Linked DNA regions of Homo sapiens: region 1 is linked to region 2. The links are chromatin contacts, found by Hi-C or POLR2A ChIA-PET in ENCODE. All regions are on one chromosome and are shown on one strand. The core of a region is the stretch at or near the end of the contact, and the rest is flanking DNA. Distances in the headings are between cores, read along the strand shown. Region 1 has its middle 24 kb from the start of LINC02176. Region 2 overlaps USP10 (ubiquitin specific peptidase 10).

Evidence for each region. A loop is a pair of places that touch in the nucleus more often than their neighbours do. ChIA-PET counts read pairs that join two places held with the same protein, here RNA polymerase II (POLR2A). Pooled maps may share reads with other maps.
Region 1: a map of PC-9 shows a loop between it and region 2 (5-fold over the local background). The contact joins two enhancer-like sites. A Hi-C loop is called at or near these places in 8 of 168 maps with a recorded cell type or tissue (HUES64, PC-9, astrocyte of the cerebellum and 5 more), 1 of 37 single-sample maps with no recorded cell type and 5 of 50 pooled maps. POLR2A ChIA-PET finds 5 or more read pairs at or near these places in 4 of 52 experiments (AG04449, SK-N-SH, activated CD8-positive, alpha-beta T cell and 1 more).

The regions. Positions count from the first base shown.
Region 1 is chr16:84,949,135-84,955,043 of GRCh38, forward strand. No RefSeq gene overlaps it. Among named protein-coding and RNA genes, the nearest start is that of LINC02176, 24 kb to the left of the region's middle. Within about 2 kb of position 3,265, at least 16 of the 41 ENCODE cell types and tissues checked have a DNase peak (open chromatin) inside an H3K27ac peak, as active enhancers do.
Region 2 is chr16:84,769,079-84,775,625 of GRCh38, forward strand. USP10 (ubiquitin specific peptidase 10) reads left to right here. Exons shown (of 14, transcript NM_005153.3): 12 at 3,463-3,607; 13 at 6,082-6,147. Among named protein-coding and RNA genes, the nearest start is that of CRISPLD2, 48 kb to the right of the region's middle. Within about 2 kb of position 5,298, at least 6 of the 41 ENCODE cell types and tissues checked have a DNase peak (open chromatin) inside an H3K27ac peak, as active enhancers do.

The DNA.
Region 1 (5,909 bases), core at 2,015-4,514, 180 kb after region 2:
TCTGTGGTTTTGTCTGTGTGTGTGCATGTGTCTCTGTGTGGTTTTGTCTGTGTGTGTGTGTGCATGTCTGTGTGGTTTTGTCTGTGTGTGCACGTGTCTCTGTGTGGTTTTGTCTGTGTGTGTGTGCGTGTCTGTGTCTGTGTGTGTCTGTGTGGTTTTGTCTGTGTGTGTGCACGTGTCTCTGTGTGCTTTTGTCTGTGTGTGCGTGTGTGGTTTTGTCTGTGTCTGTGCGTGTCTGTGTGGTTTTGTCTGTGTGTGTGCACATGTCTGTGGTTTTGTCTGTGTGTGTTTGTGGTTTTGTCTGTGTCTGTGTGTGCTTGTCTGTGTGGTTTTGTCTGTGTGTGTGTGCGTGTCTGTGTGGTTTTATGTGTGCATGTGTGCCTCAGGTGCATCTCTGCGTGTGTCTCCGTGTGTGTGGTGGGGTGTGCCTCTCTCTGATGTTTCTACAGGGGAGGAGCAGGTATCAGGTCACACAGGTGCTAAGTCGCAGAACTAGGGTCTAAGCCCGAGTCCTGAGGCTCTCCACCAACCTGTGCCTCTGAGAAAGGAAGCGCGAATCCTCCACCGCGGGGCCTGCGTATCCCTTAGTTTGTATTTGATACTTGCCAAAAGAGCTCTGCGAGACTTATTTAGATTCTTATGAACACTCCGGGCACACGTAAACAAAGGAAACACGAGTGAAATGGGTGGATTACAGAATGTCCTAAACTTCTTCACTTTTGGAGTCTGACTCTCTGAATCACTCCTTAACTCTGAGTGATCAAGGTCCATGTTCTCTCGGTGCCACCAACCATGAGTACAGCAGCAACTCTTCAAGGGCTCCACTCAAGGGCTAAACCTTTGCTTCTTGAACCGGCTTTGCAATTACCGTATTTCATCAAATATGAGCTGCCACTGCAGGTGAGGAGCATCCTGATTCCAGAGACATTAAAATGGAAAGGAGGTGTGTTTCTCCAGTTTGATAAAAAGAGAAAGTGGCCTGGACTCCTTTTGACTCCCACATCCAACTAACACCTCCTTCAGCTTTCTGCACAGCCATGTAATTATCTTCCCAGCTATCCTAGCCCTCTCCCTCTCCCTCCAGGTTGGCATCGGCTCCTAGTTCTCTAAACAGAAGGATGTCCTGCCTCAGGCCTTCGTACATGCTGTTCCTTCCATCTGCACACCATTCCTGAGCCCCACATGACTCCCTCTCTCCCATTGTCCTGGTCTCTGTTCAAATGTCACCTAAGGGCCACCGAGCTGCACAACCTCTGGAGTGCCGTGCCCATCACCCTTCACCCCCTGCCTCAGCTGGACCCATTCCTCACAAGCCAGAGGAATTTTACTCTAATGGTGGAATTTCAGGCCAAGTAGAAAAATATATTTCGTGTGTATGAAGAAAGGGGAAAAAGAACCCTTCTCTGAGACCTCAAGTTATTATTTAATTGATTAATTTTTAGTCATTGATTAAATTATTAAATAACAAATGAAATCAATTGTATTAATTTCTTAGGAGTAAATTATTTTTCCACTGCACTCCAGCCTGGACAACAGAGCAAGACCCTATCTCTAAAAAATTTATATAAATCTATTGCCAATTTATTAATTGCTATTTAACAATGAGTTCCACCAACTGAGGGCGCTGGACCAGGCATGGTATGAACCTAAAGAGCCACACCCTTATGATCTACTGGGCCCAGTAGGGTCTGACCCTGTGACCTGTCTGGGCCCATTCCCAGCGCCTGCTGCTGCAGCCACACCAGCCTTCCCCCAGCTGCCACAGAGCCTTTGCTTCCTGACCACCTTCAAGCACTCCTAGATCTTGGCCCCCTAAGCCAGCTCGGCCCCAGGGTGATTGCACTTTTCCTGCCTTTGGGCAGCAGGTGGTGTATCAGTCAGGACTGGCCACATTGTGCCGCTGTGACAAACAAACCCCAAATCCCAGTGGCTGAAGACAATAAGGATGTGTTCCTTGCTCATTCTCTGTGTCAGAGGCCAGCGGGGGGTTCTGCTCATCATGGACACTAGGGGGCCCCAGCTCAGGGAGTAGCCACATCTCAACGGTTGCCAGCAGCCGTGCCAGAGGCGCTCACGTTGGTGAGTAAATGCTCCAGCCTGGGCAGGGACGCATGTCTCTTCTGCTCACATGCTTCCCGGCTACAGGTAGGAGAATGACAATGCGTGCCACATCCCCTCAAAAGGGGCAGAAAGTCTAATCCTACCAGGTGCCTAGAAGAGAGACAACCAGAAATATTTGGTGCCCAGCACTAATATCTATACCAGGTGGCGTTCAGTGAGCATCCAGTGCAATACAGCTTCCTGAGCAGCTCCTAGGTGCCAGGCACTGCACAGGGCATAGGGAACCAGCAGTGAAGACAGACAGTGGACAAGCCAGGACAGAACTCATGACTTCACTGCATGGGTGGCGCCTGCTGCAGGGAGAATGCTGGGCTCCAGCATGTCGAGCAGGGTCCAGTGACTTCAAGGAGGGGTTTAGAAAGGCCCCTCACTCTGGGACCAGTGTTTCAGGTAAGGCCTAAAGGGTGACTAGGACTTCTCTGGGTGAAGATGAGTGGAACAGCCTTCTAAGAAGTGGGCGGGGCCGGGAACAATGGCTCACACCTGTAATCCCAGCACTTTGGGAGGATGAGGCAGGCAGATCACCTGAGGTCACGAGTTCAAGGCCAGCCTGGACAACATGGTGAAACCCCATCTCTATTAGAAATACAAAAATTAGCTGGGCACGGTGGCTCATGCCTGTAATCCCAGCACTTTGGGAGGACAAGGCTGGTGGATCACCTGAGGTCAGGAGCTCGAGACTGGCCTGGAAAACATGGTGAAACCCCATCTCTATTAGAAATACAAAGATTAGCTGGGCGTGCTGGCGGGCGCCTGTAATCCCAGCTGCTTGGGAGGCTGAGGCAGGAGAATCACTTGAACCTGGGAGATGGAGGTTGCAGTGAGCCGAGATCGCACCACTGCGCTCCAGCCTGGCAACAAGAGCGAAACTCCGTCTCAAAAAAAAAAAAAAAAAAAGAAGTGGGCATAACATGTGCAAAAGACCTGCGGCTGCAGGAAATAATCTTTTCCAGCAACTGTGAGGAAGCCAGCGTGGCTGGAACACATAGCACGGAGGAGAATAAGATGGAGCTGGAGAGGTCAGCGGCCAGATCATTCACAACTTTGTACACCGGCTTGTGAGCCCCAGCCCTCATCCTGAGAGCCATAAGGAGCCATAGAGGGTTTGTCGCGATGTGGCTCTGAGCAGCACCCTCTGGTGGCCTTTTAGGGAATGACACTCTTAACATACATGGGCAGCTCCAGGCTGCAGACATTGCTGCCCGGCCAGTCCTGGGCTTGGTTCTAAGTGTTACTTGCAGCCCTTCAGAGAATGCCCATTCCATTAACGCTGGGTGAACACCGCTCACAAAAGGCAATAACCAAGTCTGCAGCTGGCGGGAGACATTTGAGATGGCACACCACCAAGTCATGCTCTCCAGGAGACACCAGACAGACAGGCCAGCGCTACACGGAGCTGACCCAGACGGCAGAAGGTCTGGCTAGCCTGGGTTTTCTCCAATGGGTGCCTGGCTGGGACCTGACTTCAGAGGTTGAGCAAGGGGAGGGGATGGAATCCTGATCCCCTTAATCTTCGTGCAGGGCTGGTGAATCTCAGGCCCCAGGCAGACAGCCAGCCAATGGGCAGAGAGGCCAGGAGCTGACTCCACAGCTCCTGGCCTCATCTGGGAAGGGAGATAAACTCCACCAGCCAGACAAAGGGGGCCCCAAGGCCAGGGCCTCCCTCACATGCCTGTGGCCTCTCTCTGCTTGAGACTGCACCATAGGCCGCAGGCCCTTATCAGCCATGGCCTGGGGACTTCCCAAAGTACAGCCTGCCAGCAAAAGACCACCACCAACTGTTTCATTCTTCATTTCAGACAGGATGAATTGAGCCACCTGACCTTTTCTGGAAAGAGGCAAGAGAAGGAATGTTTCCTCCTTCAGTAAAAGACACTCAGACACATGTCCAGTGTCACGGTGCAAAAGGGTCAGGAAACCAAGTCCCCTCCCATCCCAAAGCCCCATTTCCCTTCCACATTGCTGGTGTCTTTTGTCCTTCCAGAGAGCCCCAGCACAGAGCAGCAAATATGAGCTTAGTGATTCCTGGAGAGGGCTGTGTCCCATGAATGGACTGCCACTTGCTGGCTGCTGGCTTTACGTCTACAGGCAAAGGATGTTATGAAATAGCTCCGGAAGTTTCTTTTGGGGGCCCCCAGCACCTCTTCTCCTATCACGACCAGGCTCTGAAAATGAGGCTTCTTGCTCAGGGAAGAGAACAGGTACAGAGGAATCCACACTCAGCTTTGAGCATCAAAATAAGGGTTTTTAAGGTTTAAGTGTTTGATGAGACAGTGGTCTTGAAAGCCAGGCTTTCCTGGAATTCCCAGAGCCACACGTGACCTGACCACAGTGGAAATCAGACAGGGGACACGTGCAAGATGCAGCCCTGGGGACAGAAAGGCAAACAGCAAGGAGGCGGCTGCAAGAGGGACTTGGGGGAGGTGACAGAGGTGACCATCTTGCTACGACCCCACCGGGTGGAGAGATGGAGACGGGGAAAGCAAACAAAACCCACACAAACAACAACAGAAAACCTGCTCTCAGGGCCGCGTAATGACCGGTGCCCTTTTGTACAGAAGCCCCGCCAGGTTTTGAACTTCAAGCAGGTCCGTGGGGGAAGAAAAGGGCCCAGTCCCATGGAAATTTCCTAGTAGGGTTTATTTTGAAGCAAAGGTTTGGCAGACGTGACCCAGTCTCCTTGGCTAGACAGGGCCTCTTTGAAAAGAGTCAAAAACAGCAGAAAGATGGGAAGTGGTCCTAGAATGAGCTGGTTTTAGTGGAATCTTCTTCTTCCAAAAAGAACCGCCAGAGGCCAGCCCAGGCCTCCCTTGCTTTCCAGAATTCAACTCAACTCACCTGTGGCCCGATGAGCTCGGCGATTCAGCTCGCCCTAATTCCCCAAACCTGTGCAGGTTACCTGACGTGGCAAAAGGCACTTTGCAGGTGGGGCAAGGGGCACCTTGCCATAGGGAGGGTAACCCGGGTCATCCAGGTGGACCTAATCGAGTCACACGAGTCCTTAGAATCAGAGAACCTTTCTGAGCTGCGGTCGGAGGGAGCCGTGGTGGAACCTTTCTGAGCTGTGGTCAGAGGGAGCCGTGATAGAACCTTTCCGAGGGTGCTGTGATTACCGAAGCAGCAGCAGAGATGCAACATTGCCGGCTCTGAAGGTGGACGAAGCGGCCAGGAGCCATGGGATGCCAGTGACCTCTGGACGCTGGAAAAGGCAGGGAAACAGATTCTCCCCCAGAACCCCCAGAAGTTACCAGCCCTGTTGACCGTGACCCAAGCCCAGGGAGACTGAGGCTGGGTTTCTGACCTGTGGAACCGTAAATGACAAATGAGGTTTTTAAGCTGCTAAGTCTGTGGACATTTGTTACAGAACCCGTCGAAAATCCACCCGTCATCTTTCTTGAGCTCCTATGTGGCCGTTCCTGGGATGTGATTCCTAATCCTCGTGACCACCTGTGAGACTGGGCCTGTGATCCCCAGTTCACAGATGGGGAAACTGAGGCTCTCTGAGATGAACTGACGCCCCTTGGGGACCTGAGCAGGGACGGGAACTCCAGGCTGACTCCAAGCTGCGTGGACCTCCGGCTGCCTACAGGTGAGGTGTGTGTCTAACTGCCTCTCAGGGGAGAGGCTGGGACTTGGTGACAGCCTGTGCGGAAAGTGCTGGCACAGAGGAGGGGTTCAGGCCACGTCAGTCCTCTCGCCCCTTTTCCCAAACATCTGCTGACACAGCTCCATTCTGGCTGCTAATTGGGTGACAGATTCTTCCTGATTGCCACTACAAAGCTATTATA
Region 2 (6,547 bases), core at 4,048-6,547:
GAATTCATAAAAATGCACTGGGGAGATGAATGCAGGCTGATAATTATGGACGGTCCATAGCATTCCTGCAAAGCGATATTTGAATAATGGGCAGTGGATGGCAGCTACAAGGTAAAATAAGGTGCCCCAACGTAGAAGACCTGTCATCACATTGCATGACTGGGATGGATCTATCCTTGGCTTATCTTGTGTGCTCTGAGTCAGAAAGAGCAAAGTAGGACATAGGGACCCTTAGCACCTTCGGGGTGTCCTGCTGTGGACTGGTTCACCCAGGCTCTGGGGGGATCAGTAGAAGTTATGCCTAATCTTCTACCGTATTTGCAGACTTGCATCTCATGGGTGATTTTGTTTAAAAAATAGAAGCAGTAGGAGCCAGAGGCAGAAACTTGGTAGTTGACTTCAGTGAATGAGCTAAGAAGAGTCTGGCGGTGGACCTCGTGGAAGAGAGAGAGGGAAAAAGTGGTATTTGTGTTGGGGAGGTTGGTTGGGTGGTTCAGTTGTGCATTGTGGGTGACTGTCGGCTTGGCTCACTTCTGTGGCAGCTGCAACTCCAGAGATAGCTCCCTGGCCCTGGCTGCTGGTGCACTCTGCTTATGCTGTTTCTTGAGCCAGCTATGGGAGTCTTTGGCCACCCATGCTGTTGGGGAGGTGGTCAGCCTTTCCATGGGCTGCCTAGGGAAGACCCTTTTGTGATGTGTCTGTTTTTCTCTTTTGCTTCTGCTGCAATTACAGTTTGACTTTGCTGGGGTGGGCTGGTAGGGGTGGCGGTGTGGGGGCAGGGGTTGAGGCGCAGGTAGTTGTTAGCCTGTTGTTAGACGGTAGTGAAGAAAGAATGGTTTATCCTAAATAGCAGGTTTGGATGAAGGCTTCCAGAAAGAAGGCGGGCCAGGTGTGGTGGCTCACGCCCTTAGTCCCAGCACTTTGGGAGGCTGAGGCAGGAGGATTGCCTGAGCCCAACAGTTGGAGGCTGCAGTGAGCTATGATCACGCCACTGCACTCCAGCCTGTGCGATAGTGAAACCGTGTCTCTAAAACATAAGAAGAAATAAAAATAAAGGAAAGCTGGCATTTTGGTGGACTCCGGAAGATAAAAAGGATGCTGCCAGCCGTTCTGGGTGCGTGGTTGTGGTGGTGTGTTACCAGATGAGGCCAGGACCACTTTCAACAGCAGATGTTTCAGGAAGATTTGGGACAGCTTGTATGGAAGTATCTATAAGGAGCAAATTACATATTTTCTTGAATGTGTTTTTTTTTAAGTTTTTAAAATGCCACCTTTAACTTTATTATGTTTTAGATCAGAAGTATTTTTCTGTGGGAACATGTGAAGGTTTTGGGGAAAATAGGATTATATGAAATATTTGCTATATAGAAAATGTCTGCCTTTGTTGAGTGATTAGAAATTAAGCCTCAGTTGGCTGGGCGAGGTGGCTCACACCTGTAATCCCAGCACTTTGGGAGGCCAAGGCGGGTGGATCACGAGGTCAGGAGATCGAGACCATCCTGGCTAACACGGTGAAACCCCGTCTCTACTAAAAATACAAAAAGTTAGCCGGGCATGGTGGCAGGCGCCTGTAATCCCAGCTACTCAGGAGGCTGAGGCAGGAGAATGGCGTGAACCTGGGAGGCGGAGCTTGCAGTGAGCCGAGATAGCGCCACTGCAGTCCGGCCTGGGCGACAGAGCGAGACTCCGTCCCCAAAAAAAAAAAAAAAAAATCTCCAGTGGCTGATGCCTGTAATCCCAGCATTTTCGGAGGCTGAGGCAGGCGGATCACAAAGTCAAGAGATCGAGACCATCCTGGCCAACATGTTGAAACCCCATCTCTACTAAAAATACAAAAATTAACTGGGCATGGTGGTGTGCACATGTAGTCCCAGCCTCTCAGGAGGCTGAATCACTTGAACCCTGGAGGTGGAGGTTGCAGTGAGCTGAGATCGCACCACTGCACTCCAGCCTCGATGACAGAGCGAGACTGTCTCAAAAAAAAAAAAAAAAGTGTTATCCAAATGAATATGGGAAGCATCAAAGACTTTGTAAGTACAGAGAATGATAAAGGGATTGTTATTTGTAAAGATGCATCTTAGTGACAAAAAACCTGGCTTTATTTAAAAGCAGCATTCATCAGACCTGTGAAAGTACTTCAGGAACAGATTACATTGATAAAACTCATGATTAGAATAAATAGCTTTAAAGGTTATTTAAAACATCTAATTGGCCTGGAATCCCAGCACGGTGGGAGACTGAGGCGAGCAGGTTGCTTAAGTCTAGGAGTTCAAGACCAGCTGGGCTCATGGCTGTAGTCCCAGCTACTTGGGAGGCTGAGGTGGGAGAATCACCTGAGCCCAGGAAGTCAAGGCTGCAGTGAGTCCTCATCATGCCACTGCACTCCAGCATGGGCAACCAGAGTGAGATCCTGTCTTAAAAAAACAAACAAACAAAAAAACCCACCTAATCCTACTGGTATCAGTTTTATCAATACTATCAGAGTTATTTTAAAATGGGTCAATACTAGGCCTAGCGTGGTGGCTCACGCCTGTAATCTCAGCACTTTGGGAGGCTGAGGCAGGTGGATCACCTGAGGTCAGGAGTTCAAGACCAGCCTGGCCAACATGGTGAAACCCCTTCTTTACTAAAAATACAAAATTAGCCAGATGTGGTGGTGGGAGCCTGTAATCCCAGCTACTCAGGAGGCTGAGGCAGGAGAATCGTTTGAACCCGGGAGACGGATGTTGCAGTGAGCGCAGATCGTACCACTGTACTCCAGCCTGGGCGACAGAGTGAGAACTCCCTCCCCCCAAAAAAGGCGGGGGAGTCAGTACATAAATAAGGTGGTACTAAGTTAGCTTTTTAATTTTTATGCTAATTTGTCAGTAATGCCACAGAGTAAAGTTCTTAACTTTGAGTTTACGACTGGACTTCAGGGACCCAAGAGGCTCTCTGCAGTTGTGCTTATGGGAACGTATGCATTTTTCTTCTTCTTTTTTCTTTTTTTCTGAGACAAGATCTCGCTGTGTTGCCCAGGCTGGGGTACAGTGGCGCGAACTTAGCTCACTGCAACGTCTACCTCCTGGGTTCAAGGGATTCTCTTGCCTCTGCCACCCAGGTAGCTGGGGTTACAGGCGCCCACCACCACGCCTGGCTAATTTTGTATTTTTAGTAGAGACGGGATTTCACCATGTTGGCCAGGCTGGTCTCAAACTCTTGACCTCAGGTGATCCGCCTGTCTCAGCCTCCCAAAGTGCTGGGATTAATGGGCATGAGCCACTGCATCTGGGTATGTGCATTTTCTTAAGAGGAGCATTGGTAGATCTCAGAGCTTCTGTGGGGCAGGAAAAGCCATGAAGTCCTGCCACAGGACTCTTGGGCCTCACCTCTCAGAGGACGTCTTTGAGCGGAAGGTGGATGTGGTGTTAGCTGTTGCAAGTAAGACAGGGACGGTGTGTCCTGGTGTGCTTTGTGTCTTAGGTTGAGATAAGTCGAAGAGTGACTCTGGAAAAACTCCCTCCTGTCCTCGTGCTGCACCTGAAACGATTCGTTTATGAGAAGACTGGTGGGTGCCAGAAGCTTATCAAAAATATTGAATATCCTGTGGACTTGGAAATTAGTAAAGGTAATGCATACATAAGGTCGGGAGTGTTCGTGGTGACACACTCCTGCACATCAGAAGCTCAACCCTGTAGCATTTCTTTATGATGTCAAGAGTGAGGACATTCTCTTGCTGGACGTGGACTTGTTTTAAGTTTCTTGACTTGTAATAGACCTTAATACTAAAATTCTCATGAAAATGGCCTGTTGAAAATAGAGGCAAAAATAACTAAACTCTATAATCTTACTAGATTAGAAAAATAGCAGCTTTTGTCTATCAAAAAGAACATCACTTTTCTGTGAATATTTCAGGGATGAATGGTGCAGTTTGCCTTCCACCGAGTATTAACAGCTGTGTTGACTAGCCCAGTTAAGTGGTTTTTAGTGAAGTAAGAATGATTTCTCATAGGCAGTGAGAGTCCCTTCTAACCTCTAGTTGTGGTGGCGCACAAATAAGACGTGGCACTTACCAGCCTCAAGTCTCTGTCAGGTCACGGGCTCGGCACTTTTTGAAAGCAATTTTAAAGAGCCCCAGGTTAAAGGCATCTTGCTAAAAGCACAGCTTCAAGAAGACTTTTCTTGAAAGCTTTAGAATTTGTGAAAACGTATAGTACAACACTGAGGCTTGATTGGGACTGTGATTAGCTAGAGAGGATTCTCAGAATATCGAGGTGTTTGGGAAGCAGAAAAGAGGACACTGGGCCTCACTCCTGGGTCCTGCAGAGGAACAAACCTGAACCGAGAGTCCTCTTCTCTCCGTCCCCTGGCACAGCAACCCCACCTCATACCTCCTTCCATATAGATGACCCAGGAACTGTGGGCATGGCTGGCTTCTAGCCGGCTCCCTGTCTACCCTAGGGGCGCCCTATACCTTCCCGTGAAGACTCAGACACTGTCTCTCCCAGGCCTGCACACAAGAGCTGTGCTTTCTGCTGACGGGCTTGGCTGCTGTGCCGGGTTTAGTGTCCGTTGCTCCTCTCACACTTCTAGCTGCCTTATCACTCATCAGCCGATTGCTTTTTAATCCCATTTGAGGACCAGCAAGAGGAAGAAAGATGCCAGTGAGAATCATGTAACAGATCCTCCTCCCCATTTTATTCTATCCATCGGGAAACCTGGAATGCCGGCTAAGTCAAAGAAGGCATCCTCGGCCTCTGCTCCTGCATCTTCACTCGCCTCCAGATCAGCTGTCTGAGCTGACTTGGATGTTTTGCTACAGTGATTTTATTTTTATATCTTTTCTTGCTTGCTGTATTTTTATATCCGCTGCCACCTCCAATACATTATCAAAATATGACATAAATGGGGGCTGGGCGCAGTGGCTCACACCTGTAATCCCAGCACTTTGGGAGGCCGAGGCAGGCAGATCACCTGAGGTCAGGAGTTCGAGACCAGCCTGACCAACGTGGTGAAACCCCAACTCTTCTAAAAACACAAAAATTAGCCTAGCATGGTGGTGGGTGCCTGTAATCCTAGCTACTTGGGAGGCTGAGGCAGGAGAATCGCTTGAACCTGGGAAGCAGAGGTTGCTGAGATCATGCCACTGCACTCCAGCCTGGGCAACAGAGCAAGACTCCATCTCAAAAAAATAAATAAATAACATAAATGGGGGACAAGAGGACCTCACTTGGGTCATGGGTCAGAAGTACAGATGGCTGCCTCGAACAGCATGCCTCCGACGGACTCTTGTGTCGGTGTAAGTGGTACTTCTGCGCACAGTAAGAGCAGGGAGTTCCCGCCTCGTAGCAGCTGGTAGACTGGTTCCTATTTGGAGAAATCATGTTACTGTTCTGTAACTGAAGTTTTGTTTTGTTTTTTTTTTGTTTGTTTGTTTTTTTCTTGCTCTGTCACCCAGGCTGGAGTGCAGTGGCGCGATCTCGGCTCGCTGCAACCTCTGCCTCCCGGGTTCAAGTGATTCTCCTGCCTCAGCCTCCCGAGTAGCTGAGACTACAGCCGCGTGCCACCACGCCCGGGTAATTTTTTGTATTTTTAATAGAGACGTGGTTTCACTGTATTAGCCAGGATGGTCTCGATCTCCTGACCTCGTGATCGCCCGTCTCAGCCTCCCAAAGTGCTGGGATTACAGGCGTGAGCCACCGTGCCTGGCCTGTAATTGAAGTTTTATGATCTGACGCATATGTAAAATTTTAATTCTTGCCTTGGATTTTTCACAACTGTTTTTGTTTTTAAGTCAGCAGCTTTTTTCTTTTCCATTTTGTAGAGCACCTGTTTTTAAGGGGCCTCCCACAGGAGCATCACAGCCTCGGCCGTTGCTCCTGTTTCTTTAGTGAGCTGGCTGCACATTTTGTGTCCTATTACGTCACATGGCTCATTTCCTTCATGAGTCAATTTTTGTGCAACTGAAGGGATAGAGTGTTGTTTTGTTCCTGGTCTGACAGGCAGTTTACTTGCTGGGGAGAATGTTGTTAGCCATTTTCTGCTGCTGTTACCCTGAACCTTTCTAAAAGTGCTTCAAGCCATTGATATTTTGTTTTCCAGAACTGCTTTCTCCAGGGGTTAAAAATAAGAATTTTAAATGCCACCGAACCTATCGGCTCTTTGCAGGTGAGTAAATTTGTACGACATTACTTCTTCATTAAAACACTGATGAAGGGGTTTACAGCTGGGCACAGGTTTGCTGCAACTTAGCATAGCGACCAGATGCTGTACTCAGGTATCCCTGTGGCCTTGTGAGTCGGGGAGTCACGTGAGAGTTTTACCTGAAACTCTGCGTAGATGACGGATTATCATCTTGGCCCTGAGGACAGATAACAGAAGACCTTGCTCAAAGCGAACATTTCTGTCTTTGAGTCAGAGGAGGGAGTTTCAGGCTCCCAGGCTGGCTGTTTGAGAATGTGACCTCTCCCGGCTGTGCTTGTGGCACCTGTGGGTGACAGTGCTGTGGAGTTTCCACGACACCTGGTCACCCAGCCAGGTTGGGTGAGCGCGCCCCCAGCCGGTGATC